Linked DNA regions of Homo sapiens: regions 1, 2, 3 and 5 are each linked to region 4. Evidence: chromatin contacts called from ENCODE Hi-C or POLR2A ChIA-PET data. All regions are on one chromosome and are shown on one strand. Each heading gives the region's core, a stretch centred on a gene start or an enhancer-like site at or near the end of the contact. The rest is flanking DNA. Distances are from core to core; before and after follow the strand shown.

Region 1 (2,700 bases), core at 17-2,516, 140 kb before region 4:
CACCCACACCTTCCTGCCTCCCCAACAAGTGCTGCCCTCCTCTGCCCAGCATTCTCCCCACTTTGCCCTCAGCTAGTGGGTGCTTAGCCTCCAGATAGCATGCCCCACCTAGGCCCTGCCCTGGGCCTGTGATCCAGAGGTCCCAAGAAGCAGAGGCCAGGCTGGATCCAGGGGGTCAGCCAAGGTGAGGGTGGGAGCACACAGGATTATCTCCCAGGGACAGGGCTGCTGCCTCGTAGCTCAGGATGGATAGAATGTGGGGGGATATCCAGCTACATTTTCCCTCCACAAAAGACCAGAATGGGAGAGGGATGGGGTGCTGCCCCGACTTTCTTCAACTCCCCGGAGCAGAAAAATGCCCTACCTCCACTTTCCAGTGCCAAGATTCAAGAAGAAAGGCAAGCGGAGACTTCCCTTTCTCAGTCCCTGCTTACTAATGGAAACACGGGTCCAGAACCTAAATCCAGTCCCTCCTCCTTCATACCACCGGGAGGGAGGTGCAGCCCAAGCCCCCGAGGCCCCAAGGGTCCAGGTGTAGGACCCTTTATCCTCTCCGGCAGCCATCCCTGTGGGTGTGGCACCCCCGCCACACCCCATTCTTGTCATCTCAGGGGGAGGGGGGAAATGTAATCGGACATCCCCCCCATCCAATCCATCCTGAGCTGCGAGGCGGCGGCTCTGTCCCTCGGAGATAATCCTGTGCACTCCCCACCTTCACTCACCTCGGCTGACGCAGGAGTCTCCGGAGCCCGCACTCCCAGACATCACTGCCCTCCTTCCTGAGGGTGCTGAGGCTCGGAGGCTCAGAGATGCTACTGGTCCAAGGTCATGCAGCGAGGCAGCGGCAATGAACAGGGTCGTGGGGAGGAGGGGGCGCTGACCCCATTACGCCCCCGCCCTCACTACCGCACTCATGCCCCCGGACAATCGCTTCGCGGAAAACACCCCAGCTGCACCAGCTAACGGTCACTGCGCCCCGGGAACCTGACATCACTCTAGTTCAGGTGCTGGGGAGTCCTCCAGGCCCGGCCCCGACAGCGGAGCCCCCCACCCCAGCCCTGCCATCACGGCCGCTGGGGTCCCAGGCACTGACTGCTCAGGACAGGGCCGGGACCGGGAGGGGACCTCGGCGAACGGGAAGGAACCGGGAGGCAGGGAGCAGAGGGGTGGCCTCACCTTGCGGGGTGCACCCCGGGGCCGGGGAGGGCAGGGACGACCACTGCAGCGGCGGCGGCTGCAGGAGCTCAACGCCGAGCACGAGGAAGGGAGCCCCGCGCCGCGGCCGCCCTCCCGTCGGCACGCCCCCGCCTCCGCCCATTGGTTGATCTGGGAGGGTGGGGCGAGGGACGCTCCGGACCAATGAGCGGGCTCCAAAGAACGGCCAACTGGCGAGGGCCGCCTACGTCACGTGCCAGGGTCGCCGAGGCAGCGCCCTGCTAGTCCGCGCCTGCCGGGCGAGCTCTCGCGAGGAAGACGGGCAGGCGGCCCAACTAGGCCAGGGGCCAGAACCGACCACTCGAAGAGGGAGAAGGAGGGCCTCGGATAGGCCCCGCCCCCGCTCCTTCTTCCGCCTGGGGGATAGCGCCTCTAGCCTTGAACCTTGCTTAGGACGCACCTCCCTTGGGCCCTTCGCTCTCGGGAGGGCTGTCGGGCGCGTCTCGGGGCTGGGTGGAGCTCCCGAAGGTGGCCTTTCTCCCTGGGCTTCCACGCCGGCTTCGGCCATCGATACGGGCCGTGTTGGTCTCGTTCAGGAGCTGAGGAACCCTCCATCACTCCTGTTTCGACCCCAGGGTTTGGACCTCTTCCCCTTCCACCCCATCCCCTGTCTCGAAAGAAGCAACCCCCGTGCGGGCCCGAGACGCGTCCCGGGTGCCTGGCCCGGCCTGGAGAAGCATCAGAACAAAGAAGGCACGCGGGCTGGGGGCTGGGAGAGCCTGTGACGCGCCCCCGGGGACCGCAGCCTCTGCTCCCGGTCTCCATGGAGGCGGTCGCCATGGCAGCGAGATGCGCCTCGCTCAGCACCGCGGGGTGGGATGTGGGCGCCTGCAATGAGCCGAGGAGCGAGAGGCGTGGCCCTCCGGTCTGCGGGGGTTCTTGCCGGTGCTCTCCGCCCGCCGGTTCGCGAACACCCCACCTATACTTCGCCCGTGGGGACGGATTCCCCAAAGTGCCCTCAGTAAGCCGTCCGGAGCACGCAGCGCCTTGCTTCCAACGGAACTAGAGAGACGGCCTGGGCGGCCGAAGGCCAGCCTCCCTTCAGCAGGGCCGGGGTCGCTGCCTTAAAGGAGCCCTCAAGTCTGCCACCCTGTGGCCCATAACCTGTCTGCTGATCTCCAGTCTGCACACTGTTGGCAAATTAATCTTTCTGAGCTCTTGTTTTCATCGCGTCCCTCTCCTGCTCCAAAGCCCTCTGGGACTGCCTCCAGTAGCGCTTCACAAACTTCAGCAGCACTTTGGGTGACTCATGTGCCCTCGCGTTTGAGAGACAGCGCTTACATTGAGAGCTTTTCACATTCTGATCTCAGCCCATCCACTCCTGCCCACTCTACCCACTCCCACCACACTACCTTTAGACCTTGTCTTGAAAGTCTAAAGTTGGCAGACGGTGGGCCCAAAGTGGCCCGTAGGTGTATTTTGTTTAGCTCACATGGGGCTTTTTAAAAGAAGTCCTTCCCCCTCCTGCCTCCTCCGCCTCTTTCT
Region 2 (2,717 bases), core at 115-2,614, 210 kb after region 4:
TCAGGCCAGAGCCCACTCCCAATCTCCTTGGAGAACACCACAGAAGAAGTGGGGACCCTCCCCCAGGCCCCCCAAACACACCCACCGGGTACTCCATCCTCAGGGAATTGGGCACCAGGGGCCTACACATTGTGTCTTTTTCTCCTTCAGCTTCGGGGCTTGATGGAGGTAAGACAGTCAGCCAGAGAGGCTCATCCCCACACAGGCCCCCGGTGACCAGGTAACTAGGTAACCAGACAAGTATACAATTAGACAACTAGGCAACCAGATAACCAGACGACAGGCAACCAAACAACTAGATAACCAGGCAACCAGGCAAGCCGACAAGTAGGCAGCATTCTCTGAGGGGGACATCCGCTGGCTCTGCTGGTCAACCTTCCCTCTATCTTTTCCTGGCAGCAGATTTTCCCTTAGGGAGCTTGTCCTCCTTCCCTACTCAGGGGAGGCACCTGTGACCTCTGCCTAAGCCAGTCAGCCAGTCAGGCTTACCCAAAGCTGATTCTGGAACTTGACTAACCTAGAAGAGGCTGTTTCTTGCTGGACCTGCAGAGAGGAAGTGAGGTCTGAAGCTGTGCCACCCTTTTAAATCTAAGACAGGAGCCAACCTGAAAGAGGCAAGGCTGGGAGATGGGGAGACATCATTTGAGCCTTGATTGAACCATTCCTGAAGCTGCTGCCTTGGCGCCTTTAAGTTTTATGAACCAGTGAATTCTCTTTTTGCTGAAGCCACTTCACGCAGTGTTCCTTTCTTTGCAAAAGGAAGAACCCTGGCTGGGATGAGAGTCCCTGAAACTTTGCTCCACTGACCTGCTGCTAGGAGTGAGGCCCCTCCCTGCTTGTGATAGTCTTCCTGGAGCACCACCCAGGGCATTGGTCAGGAGGCTTGGGCTCAAATCTGGGACTGCTTTTAATGAGTTGTGTCAATGGACATGTCCCTTCAGCTCTCGGGGCCTTGGGCTTCTCACAAATAGCCATGCCTTTCTGCCCTACTTTAGCTGTGAATGGGGCTGAATGTTAGTACCATTTCCTGGGAGCCGTTGGTGTGGTATGGAGGTCAGGAACATGGCTGACTCAAATCTGGCTTTCAGAGTCTGATAACCAATTGCTCCAGGGTGTGTAGCCAGGGCTTTCCTGCTGCTCTCTTCTTCATTTGGGGAAGTCTCTGGCTCCCAGCCAGGGTCAGAGCCCAATGCTGTGGCAGCTAAGCCTTCTTCTCCATTCCTGGCTTGCTCACGGGAGGCACCTGTGACCTCCACCTAAGCCAATCAGCCAGTTAGGCTTACCCAAAACTAATTCTGGAACTTGACTAACCTAGAAAAGGCTGTTTCTTGCTGGACCTGCAGAGAGGAAGTGAGGTCTGGAGCTGCGCCACCCTTTCAAATCTGGGACAGGAGCCAACCTGAAAGAGGCAAGGCTGGGAGATGGAGAGACATTATTTGAGCCTCGATCGAACCATTCCTGAAGCTGCTGCCTTGGAGCCTTTAAGTTTTATGAACCAATGAATTCCCTTTTTGCTTAAGCCAGTTCTTTATTTCTTTGGGCCCTATCTCTGCCTCAAATCAGTGTACAGGAGGCTTCAGCACATCATTTTAACAATGATTTTATCAGGAAATTCCCATCTGTGCTCATAACTCAGCCTTTAATTGGTGGAAATTACCGGTCCCATATGCTTAGAGCTGTGGTTTTCAAAATGTGAGCTCCAGACCAACAGAACCAGCAATTACTTGGGAACTGGTTAGAAATGCAAATTTTCGGGCCGCATTCTATACCTGCTGAATCAGAAACTCTCGGGGTGCCCCCAGCAATGTGTGGTTTAAGAAGTCTGCCGGGTGATTCTGATTCTCACTCAAGTGTGCGAACCACCTGCTTGGAGCTTTTGCTGGTTCAAAAGGTGCACATAGAGGATGATCTGGCACTGCCTGGATCTCCTTTGGCTGCAGATGGGCTGTTCCCCAGCAGCAGCGAATGAGTATTTGCTGCTAACGGCTTCCAGCTGTTCCTTCTCCCTGCACTAAATCTGCCTTCCACGGGCCATGGCCAGTGCCTGATGGGCATGGGGGTATACCAGGCTGGTCTCTTTGTCCAGTGGACCAGAGAGGGACACTCCAATGTGAATTACTTTCTAGCCCCTCTGTGAATTAGGCCAGAGCTAGACTTTAAATGCTCAAGTCACTGCTTCTTCCAAACGCCTAGCTGTTTTTGGGACCACAGGTGTGAGTTACCGTACAACACCCTGGTGAAAAAAAAAGTCACTTGGCTTTGCAAAATTAAAATAAGCGTGCTTGATTGCTTGATTATCCTCCTCTGCAGGCTGGTTTTAAAGTCAACCAGGAGAGCCTCTGACTGTCATCTGGTTTGCAGGTCCTGGTGGCCATCAGCTGTGATTGGGTCATTCTCCTCTTTGTATCAAAGAATCAACACTTCCACCCCTTGGCCCAGACCTCACAGGGACATGTTTCATGGTAGCCTAAGAGATACAAAAAACTTGTCAACTGCTTTCTTCCTCTGACTGCCCTTCCTGAGAAGGGAGAAGGGAAAAATATTTACTTTTTGTTCTCAATTATCAAAGAGAAAGGCAAGATGCCAGTTACTTTCCCAGTTAATTTCTGAGGGGTAACAGAAAGTTTGGCGAGTGTGTTTGTGTGACTGTGTGTTTGTGTGTGTGGCTGTATGTTGGGTGTTGGGGTGTGTTTGCTTGTTTGTATGTGTTTGTGTGT
Region 3 (2,780 bases), core at 225-2,724, 130 kb after region 4:
GTAGGTATAATGATCATCCCCATTTACAAATGAGGAAACTGCAGTGTAAAAGAATTTAAAACTAGGTTTAAAAATGAGGGAAATAGAAAAGCACCATTAGGCAAACCTATAGTAATAATGGTTGCAGTAAGATTCACTGATAGTTGCTAAAAGTATTTTTATTAATTATAAAGGAAAAAATGGCTGGGTGTAGTGGCTTATGCCTGTAATTCTAGCACATGGGGAGGCTGAGATGGGAGGATTGCTTGAGATCAGGAGTTTGAGACCAGCCTGGTCAATAGAGTGAGACTTCATCTCTATTGTTATAAAGAATAAAACAAAATTTAAAATAAATAAATTTTAAAAACGTTTTAAGAAGGAAAAAATATAAAAGTGGAGAAATCCGGTAAATACCACCCTAATCAAGTGATCAAGGTTAGTATTACTAGTAATAATTGATACTGACATTAGGTACTCCCTGATGTGATGCCTTGAGTTGAGCACAGTATCATCTCTTACATCAATCTCATCATGATAAAACACTAGACAAACCCAGACTGAGATGGGGTTCCACAGACTCCTACTCAGGTGTCAGAATTAGAACCCAGAGCCCATCATCTTTCCACTCTGGGCAGGAAAGGTATGGAGGCCAAGGGTAGGGGGATGCCTCCTTTCTGGAGGGAGGCACTGCTGACTGAACGTGTACCCACCTCAGTACGTGGGACTCATGACTACAGTGTGCTCTGTAACTAGAAACTACATCTCTTTGCCTGAGGGCATTCTCCAAAGCACAAAGGTGGTTCTGTCTGTGCTGGCCTTCCCACTCCTTTTTTTTTTTTTTTTTTTGAGATGGAGTCTTGCTCTGTCGCCCAGGCTGGAGTGCAGTGGCATGATCTCGGCTCACTGCAACCTCCGCCTCCCGGGTTCAAGTGATTCCCCTGCCTCATCCTCCCGAGTAGCTGGGGACTACAGGCATGTGCCACAATGCCCGACTAATTTTTGTATTTTTTGGCGGAGACTGGGTTTCACCATGTTGCCCAGGTTGGTCTTGAACTGACCTCAAGTGATCCGCCCGCCTTGGCTGGTATTACAGGCTCTTGAGATTCTTAAACACATCACATCATAAAGTCCCTTGTGCCATGTGAGGTAATATACTCACAGCTTCTGGAGATTAGGATGTGGGCATCTTGAAGGGTATCATTATTCTGTCCACCACATGCCCATGGTCCAGGGTTCAGAATAAAAGGGGCTCTGAGTTGGCAACATCTGCCCAGAGGAAGCCAGTGCTGTGAGAAGGGGAAGGTGGTACAAGGGGCTATAAACTAAAATGCAGAAATACAGAGGAAGACATATTTCAGTGGTTACATAGCATGTGGTGTGTGTATGCGTGACTGTGTGTGTTTGTGTGCATGTGCGTGTGTGTCTGGGGGAAGGAGGTAGAGGAAGTGAGATGATGGTGACAGTGACAGCAGCTTGGAGAAGACAGGGGGGTGGGTCTACTTCTGAGGAAGTCCTTGGCTGAGGTAGGGCCGCAGAGAGGCAGGGTGAGGGTGGAGCCTGTGGTTTCAGAGAGGAGTTTTAATGGCTGCCAAGAATGTGCACATGAAGCCGAAAGGGAGTGCGGCCTGGAGCTGCAGTCAGCCCAGAGGGCGGGTGGAGCCTGTCCCAGGGCACTAGGATCGCAGAGAACGACAGGAGGGAGCAGGGCTCTGTGAGCAGGGAGAGGAAAAAGAGAGAAACTAGGTTTGTGATGGAAAATGGGCTATGGTTTCATAATTGGAAGTGCCTGTGGGCAATGAGTATAAATGGAGGGTTTGGTAACACTTGGGGAAAAATTATTAATTTGGAACTTCTATAAAGCCTTTTGTCTCCTATTAAAAATCCTGTGGGTACCAAGTGAATTTCATCATTTAATTCTCTCAATAAACAATGAACTGCTACTTTGCATGGGACAACATTCTCTGGAGATGCATACAGTGAACAAACAAGGTGAATGAATGGACTCAGGGAATTAGGTGTCACAGGCATAGAAAGGCAAGGAGATGAAGGAGTAAGTCAGCAAGAGGATGATGGAGGCAGAATCAGCTTTCCCCAGCAGGGGATGACACGGGGTTTTCGATATCACCTGCCCGGGGAGGCTTGCCCATTTCCACTCTCCAGCCCACCTGCCCAGGGGATAGGCTTTGAAATGTATATTCCCTACTGTCCGCCTCCTTGGAGCCATTCCTTCATTTCTTCCTTCCTCCTCTTCCTCTCCCCTTGTCTTCCTTTGCCTTGGAGCTTGGGAGGCTCCAGGCAAGAAGAGGGGGACTGCGGCATCTTTCTCTTGCTTCCCTCTCTTCTTTCTACCCTTTGGATCCCATTCAAAACAGATAAATAGAGGTCCACTGTGGGCCTGGAATCATGCAGGGGTTACAAGACGGGGGACTCCCATGACCAAGCGTGATTCTCCAGCAAGGGGATTTCTGGGAGCCCTTAGCAGCTGACACATGCAGCAGCTGGGCCAGGGGTGGACCAGCCTGTTAAGGGGATCTGTGTGGGGCACCAGTATCCTCTACTATAGCAAGGATGTGGAGTAGCAGATAATCTCACACCCTGCTATAGATTGGAATAAAACTTTAGAAAGCAATTTGCTAATATTGTATAGAGAGGAAGACACACATGGCCTGTGACCCAGCAATTCCACTTCCAGTCACATACCCAAGAGAAACTTTGCATGTGCATGAGGAGACAAGGAATGTTCATTGCAGCATAATTTGAAAAAACAAAAGCTGGAAATAAATGAAATGTGCATCTTATAG
Region 4 (2,700 bases), core at 201-2,700:
AGGCTGACCTGGGTGGACTGCTTGAGCCCAGGAGTTCAAGACCAGCCTGGCAACATGGGGAAACCCTGTTTCTACAAAAAATACAAAAATTAGGTGGGTGTGGTGGCATGCACCTTTAGTCCCAGCTGCTCAGGAGGCTGAGATAGGAGGATTACTTGAGCCCAGGAGGCAGAGGTTGCAGTGAGCTGAGATTGTGGCGTTGCATTCTAGCCTGGGTGACAGTGAGACCTTACCTCAAAAAAGAGAAAAAGAAAATACTGTAAGTCAAAATGCATTTAATATACCCAGCCTATTGAACATCATAGCTTAGCCAAACCTACCTTAAATGTGCTTAGAACCCTTATATTAGCCTACAGTTGGGCAAAATCTTCTAGCATAAAGCTAGATGATTTAATAATGAATAATATAAAAGATAATTATTTTACAATAAAATGTCGAATATCTTGTAATTTATTGAATACTGTACTAAAAATAAAAAAAACAATAAATACTTGAAGTAGAGTTTCTACTGAATGCTTATTGCACCATTGTAAATTTGAAAAATCATTACTTTGAGCCCTCATTAAATTGGGACCTTCCATATGTCTGTGCAGTCCACTTTGATCCAATCTCTTCAGGCCTTTTTTTTCTTTGAGACGGAGTGTCACTCTGTCGCCAGGCTAGAGTGCAGTGGTGCGATCTTGGCTCACTGCAGCTTCTGCCTCATGGGTTCAAGCGATTCTCCTGCCTCAGCCTCCGGAGTAGCTGGGACTACAAGCGCACGCCACCACAGCCAGCTGATTTCTGTATTTTTAGTAGAGATAGTTTCACCATGTTGGCCAGGATGATCTTGGTCTCTTGACCTTGTGATTCACCTGCCTTAGCCTCCCCAAGTGTTGGGATTACAGGCGTGAGCCACCGTGCCCAGCCCTGCCTTTTTTTTTTTTTTTTTTTTTTGAGACAGAGCCTCACTCTGTCGCCCAGGCTGGAGTGCAGTGGTGTGATCTCAGCTCACTGCAGTCTCCACCTCCCAGGTTGAAGCAGTTCTGGTTTAGATTTCCTGAGTAGCTGGTACTACAGGTGCACGTCACCATGCCTGGCTAATTTTTGTTTTAGTAGAGATGGGGTTTTACCATATTGGTCAGGCTGGTCTCAAACTTCTGACCTCAGGTGATCCACCCACCTTGGCCTCCCAAAGTGTTGAAATTACAGGTGTGAGCCACTGCGCTTGGCCTAAAGGACATTTTGGGAACCGGTGTTAATGTCTATTGAAACCTTTTATTTTTGGAATATCAGATTTTGAAAGATAAATTGACCATTGGAGGTTATATGTTACATAGGTTTGGGAATTTCCTGTTTCTAGTTTGCTGCTAAACCAGAACTCTGAAGTCTCAATGTTTTTTTTTAAGCCGATAGGAAAGAGAGATTTTCATTCTGAATCTTTGTTTTTCACAGTTGAGGCTTACGAGTAGTCATCTTGTTATTTTTAAAACACTTCATAGTGCGGTTTGCGCTTGTCTGACAGAATGGTTGGGTTGGCTCAATACTTTGATATTTTTCTTTTTCGTCTTTGCCGTAGTATTTTTTTTTTAAGTTATGCATCTAAATCAAGACAGAATCACATTTCTTTGCCCCAAAACCCTTTTGCCTAGAATTATGTTCTTTGGAAACCCTAGCGTTTGAAATAAGTTGCTACTGTGGTAAGGGTAAATTTAATTTTCAGAAAAAAGCTGTTCTGACTTATTTTTCTTCCCCATTTAGTTTTTCCATGGTTTGGACTGGATATCGGTGGAACTCTGGTCAAGCTGGTATATTTTGAACCCAAAGACATCACTGCTGAAGAAGAAGAGGAAGAAGTGGAAAGTCTTAAAAGCATTCGGAAGTACCTGACCTCCAATGTGGCTTATGGGTCTACAGGCATTCGGGACGTGCACCTCGAGCTGAAGGACCTGACTCTGTGTGGACGCAAAGGCAATCTGCACTTTATACGCTTTCCCACTCATGACATGCCTGCTTTTATTCAAATGGGCAGAGATAAAAACTTCTCGAGTCTCCACACTGTCTTTTGTGCCACTGGAGGTGGAGCGTACAAATTTGAGCAGGATTTTCTCACAGTATGCATTTTTTAGCTTATATACAATTTATGGTAATTTGATTGTTAAAAATAATGCCAGTAGCAAGTGGTGAAATAATTTCCATCTCTAATGGAACTTGAATTTTCTTGAGTCAAATGAAGATTAAAGGTACGCTAGTGATAGGAGTTGGCCATCTAGAGGTGGTTGTCTAGTTCAGATGTATGGACGACAATCAGAACCACTAAAAGGGTAGCATTTTATTGCTCCTTTAGTATGAAAAATTAGGGCATCTGCTATACGTTGAGGAAGAAACTACCTAAAAGGAACATCATTAGATCATGAACAATGAGATTGAAATATAATTAAAATCATTTCATGTCATAAAATTGTTTTCAGTCTTGTCTACCACATAATTTCTCTTGTCTCCCTCAGTTGTTTGCTGGCATGTTCACTAACTGAAAAAAATAAGGAACTCTGGTCAAAAGTGGTGTTTTCAGGCTCAGGGCTGGTCTGAGATGGGTGACTGCAGAGCCCTCCTCTCCCAGAATGCTTTCTGATGTGTTCTGTGCTGCACACTTAACTGGAGTCTCGCCACCATGTCTGGCCCCTGGGGAATGCTGCCAGGCGCTCTATCTTGCTTTCATTG
Region 5 (2,700 bases), core at 111-2,610, 180 kb after region 4:
GATATAGAATTCTGGGTTGAGAGTTCCTTTTTTTCTTTTCAGCACTAGAAAAGAAATGTGCCACTCTCTTCTGGACTTTAGGGTTTCTGATAAGAAATCTGACGTCTTTCCAATTATTTTTCTCCTGTAGGCAATGCGTCATTTCTCTCTGCTTTCAAGACTTTTTTTTTTTTTTTTGGCTTTAGTTTTTAGAAGTTTGGCCAAGATATGTTTTGATTTGAACTTCTTGGGGTTTATCCTGTTTGAGTTTCACTTAGCTTCCTGAATCTGTCGGTTCATGTCTTTTGTCAAATTTGGGACATTTTTAGCCATTATTTCTTCAAATACTTTTTCAAATGTAGATCCTTTCACCTCTCCACCTGGGTCTCTAGTGACACAAATGTTAGATCTTTTGTTACAGCCTCACAAGTCTCTTGGGTTCTGTTCATTTTTTTCTCTACTATTTTCTCTCTGTTGCTTGGATTGGGTAATCTTATTGTTCTATTTTCAAGTTCACTAATTCTTTATGCTGTCATCTCTATTTTGCTGTTCAATCCATCCATTGAATTTTAAATTTTGTTGATGTATATTTTGGTTCTAAAATTTCCATTTAGTTCTTTTTTTTTTTTTGAGAAGGAGTCTTGGTCTGTCGCCCAGGCTGGAGTGCAGTGGCGCAAACATCTCGGCTCACTGCAAGCTCCACCTCCTGGGTTTAAGGGATTCTTCTGTCTCAGCCTCTTGAGTACCTGGGATTAGAGGCAGGCACCCCCACGCCTGGCTAATTTTTGTATTTTTAGTAGAGATGGGGTTTCCACCATGTTGGCCAGGCTGGTCTTGAGCCCCTGACCTCAAATGATCCACCCGTCTCAGCCTCCCAAAGTGTTGGGATTACAGGCATGAGCCACTGTGCCTGGCCTCCATTTGGTTCTTTTTTATGTCTCCTGTTTCTTTGCTGAGACCCACGACTTTCTGTTCCTTTGCTGAGACTTTCTATTTTTGTGTGTTTTTTTCAAGGGTTTGTAGTTGCTCATTGAAGCATTTTCATGATGGCTGCTTTGAAATTCTTGTCAGACAATTCTAATATCCATGTCACCTAGGCACTGGTGTCTGTTGATTATTTTTCCTAATTCAATTTGAGGTTTTCTTGGTTCTTGGTTTGATGAGTCATTTTCAACGGAAACCTCAACATTTTGAGTTTCTGTTGTGAGACCTTGGAGCTTCTTTAAATCTGATTTAGCAGAGGCCTCCTCTGACTTGCTCTAGGGAAAGGGGCTGCTACTTTGTTCCTGTCAGGTGAGGTGAAGGTCCAGGTTCCCCACTCTGCCTCTGTTGACAGTCAGGGTCAGGGAAGGAGCGCCTCATCACTGTTGGGCAGTGGGTAGGGTTCAGGCTTCCTACTAGGTCTCCATCGACAACACCCTGGCTGGGAGGGGCAGAGTTCCCTTGTCACTGCTTCACATGTGACCTCCACTGATACTGTGGGGAAGCAGGATAGCCTTGTTACCGTTTGGCAGTTGCGAAAGTCCTGAGTCTCCACCAGGCTTCCTCTGAGACCACTGGAGAGGGGGCGGGGGAGAGGAGGGGGGCGGGGGAGAGGAGGGGGGCGGGGGAGAGGAGGGGGGCGGGGGAGAGGAGGAGGGCGGGGGAGAGGAGGAGGGCGGGGGAGAGGAGGAGGGGTGCTCCGTTACCACCAGCTGGGAATGAAAGTCCAGGCTTCCCATGTGGTCTCCACTGACACCCCTGGGAAGGGAGACCTCATTGCTGCCCAGCGGGATAAAAGTCCTGGCTTCCCACCCAGCTTTTTCTGACACTAGCCTGGCCAGGGGGAAGGAGATTGAAACCTCATGATAGCCTGAAGCCGTGAAGTCCAGCCTGAGCCTAGCCATGAAGCCGAGGCTCCCCACTCAGCCTTTGATGGTGCGGGTGGGGGTGGGGTCTTACATTTTTTCCTATGGTATTTGGCTGGCACAGAACGATCATTGTCTAAAAGTTTTCTGTTTTGCTAGGCCACTCCATCTTGGTCCTTTGGCAAGCAGAGCAGGATTTTCTTGGGCTTTTGTGGGGCATCTATTCCCATTGTTGTTTCCAGAATGCTGGCTTCTTTGCACACTGTCTGGGATATATGAGCCAAAAAGATAAACCCAGAGAACTCATTGCTGTGTCATTCCCTAGGCCCCAAAGTCCCTAGCTGGTTTGCCTTCTTCTCTCTGCTTTCAGATGCTTGTTTTATAGGCAGTATCTAGGGTTTTTAGCCATATTTACTGGAAAGAATAGGAAAAAACACATCTACTCCATATTTCTGAGAGTTGAGGTGTCATAGGTTGATTTAACCATGCCACTGATGCCTTTAGCTCTATCTGCCATGCAGCAGGTATCTTCTAGGTCCTTCATGGGGACCAGGCACTAGTTGAGGCCAAAGAGGAGACAAAGACTGACTCTGACTTCAGGAGCTCACAGTTTTGCGGGAACACAGGACTTTGCCCCAGGTAAGCTTGGATAGTGAAGAATAAGATGCTATAGAGGAAGGAATTACTTGAATGGCCTGGTTGGGGAGAGCTTCCTGGGAGGGTGAAAGTGGAGATAGAGTATTTTGGTAAATTTTAGAGAGGAGCTGCAGGAAGTACAGGTGCCAGGAGAGGAGCAGAGGTCCAGAGGGGTAAGTAGGGATGGCAGGAGGCAGCAGGGAGAGAGCTTGCCTGGTTGGGCCCTCAGGTGAAGCGA

Evidence for each region. Hi-C counts contacts between places; a loop is a spot of excess contacts on that map. ChIA-PET counts read pairs that join two places held with the same protein, here RNA polymerase II (POLR2A). Pooled maps may share reads with other maps.
Region 1: a loop to region 4 is called in a pooled map, with 5 times the contacts of the local background. The contact joins the promoter of ADISSP here to the enhancer-like site in region 4. A Hi-C loop is called at or near these places in 6 of 50 pooled maps. POLR2A ChIA-PET finds 5 or more read pairs at or near these places in 9 of 52 experiments (A549, GM12878, H1 and 6 more).
Region 2: a loop to region 4 is called in a pooled map, with 3 times the contacts of the local background. The contact joins two enhancer-like sites. A Hi-C loop is called at or near these places in 2 of 50 pooled maps. POLR2A ChIA-PET finds 5 or more read pairs at or near these places in 3 of 52 experiments (K562, MCF 10A and activated naive CD4-positive, alpha-beta T cell).
Region 3: a pooled map shows a loop between it and region 4 (6-fold over the local background). The contact joins two enhancer-like sites. A Hi-C loop is called at or near these places in 8 of 50 pooled maps. POLR2A ChIA-PET finds 5 or more read pairs at or near these places in 6 of 52 experiments (CD4-positive, alpha-beta memory T cell, HEK293, HEK293T and 3 more).
Region 5: a loop to region 4 is called in a map of naive thymus-derived CD4-positive, alpha-beta T cell, with 4 times the contacts of the local background. The contact joins two enhancer-like sites. A Hi-C loop is called at or near these places in 18 of 168 maps with a recorded cell type or tissue (A673, CD14-positive monocyte, CD4-positive, alpha-beta T cell and 12 more), 11 of 37 single-sample maps with no recorded cell type and 17 of 50 pooled maps. POLR2A ChIA-PET finds 5 or more read pairs at or near these places in 9 of 52 experiments (BJ, CD4-positive, alpha-beta T cell, H1 and 4 more).

Annotation. Positions count from the first base shown.
Region 1 is chr20:3,766,487-3,769,186 of GRCh38, forward strand. It overlaps ADISSP (adipose secreted signaling protein), which reads right to left and starts at 1,267. Exons shown (of 6, transcript NM_001258429.2): 1 at 1,177-1,267. RefSeq lists enhancers at 412-1,176, 1,304-1,890, 2,552-2,601 and a silencer at 1,162-1,401.
Region 2 is chr20:4,111,372-4,114,088 of GRCh38, forward strand. No RefSeq gene overlaps it. Among named protein-coding and RNA genes, the nearest start is that of SMOX, 36 kb to the right of the region's middle. Within about 2 kb of position 1,365, at least 5 of the 41 ENCODE cell types and tissues checked have a DNase peak (open chromatin) inside an H3K27ac peak, as active enhancers do.
Region 3 is chr20:4,036,742-4,039,521 of GRCh38, forward strand. No RefSeq gene overlaps it. Among named protein-coding and RNA genes, the nearest start is that of RNF24, 23 kb to the left of the region's middle. RefSeq lists an enhancer at 1,203-1,252. Within about 2 kb of position 1,475, at least 14 of the 41 ENCODE cell types and tissues checked have a DNase peak (open chromatin) inside an H3K27ac peak, as active enhancers do.
Region 4 is chr20:3,906,186-3,908,885 of GRCh38, forward strand. PANK2 (pantothenate kinase 2) reads left to right here. Exons shown (of 7, transcript NM_001386393.1): 2 at 1,741-2,093. Among named protein-coding and RNA genes, the nearest start is that of MIR103A2, 10 kb to the right of the region's middle. RefSeq lists an enhancer at 553-632. Within about 2 kb of position 1,451, at least 9 of the 41 ENCODE cell types and tissues checked have a DNase peak (open chromatin) inside an H3K27ac peak, as active enhancers do; they include CD4-positive, alpha-beta T cell and GM12878, where a contact is called at or near this core.
Region 5 is chr20:4,081,536-4,084,235 of GRCh38, forward strand. No RefSeq gene overlaps it. Among named protein-coding and RNA genes, the nearest start is that of SMOX, 66 kb to the right of the region's middle. RefSeq lists enhancers at 702-901, 815-1,316, 1,317-1,816 and a cis regulatory region at 1,186-1,883. Within about 2 kb of position 1,361, at least 24 of the 41 ENCODE cell types and tissues checked have a DNase peak (open chromatin) inside an H3K27ac peak, as active enhancers do; they include CD4-positive, alpha-beta T cell, where a contact is called at or near this core.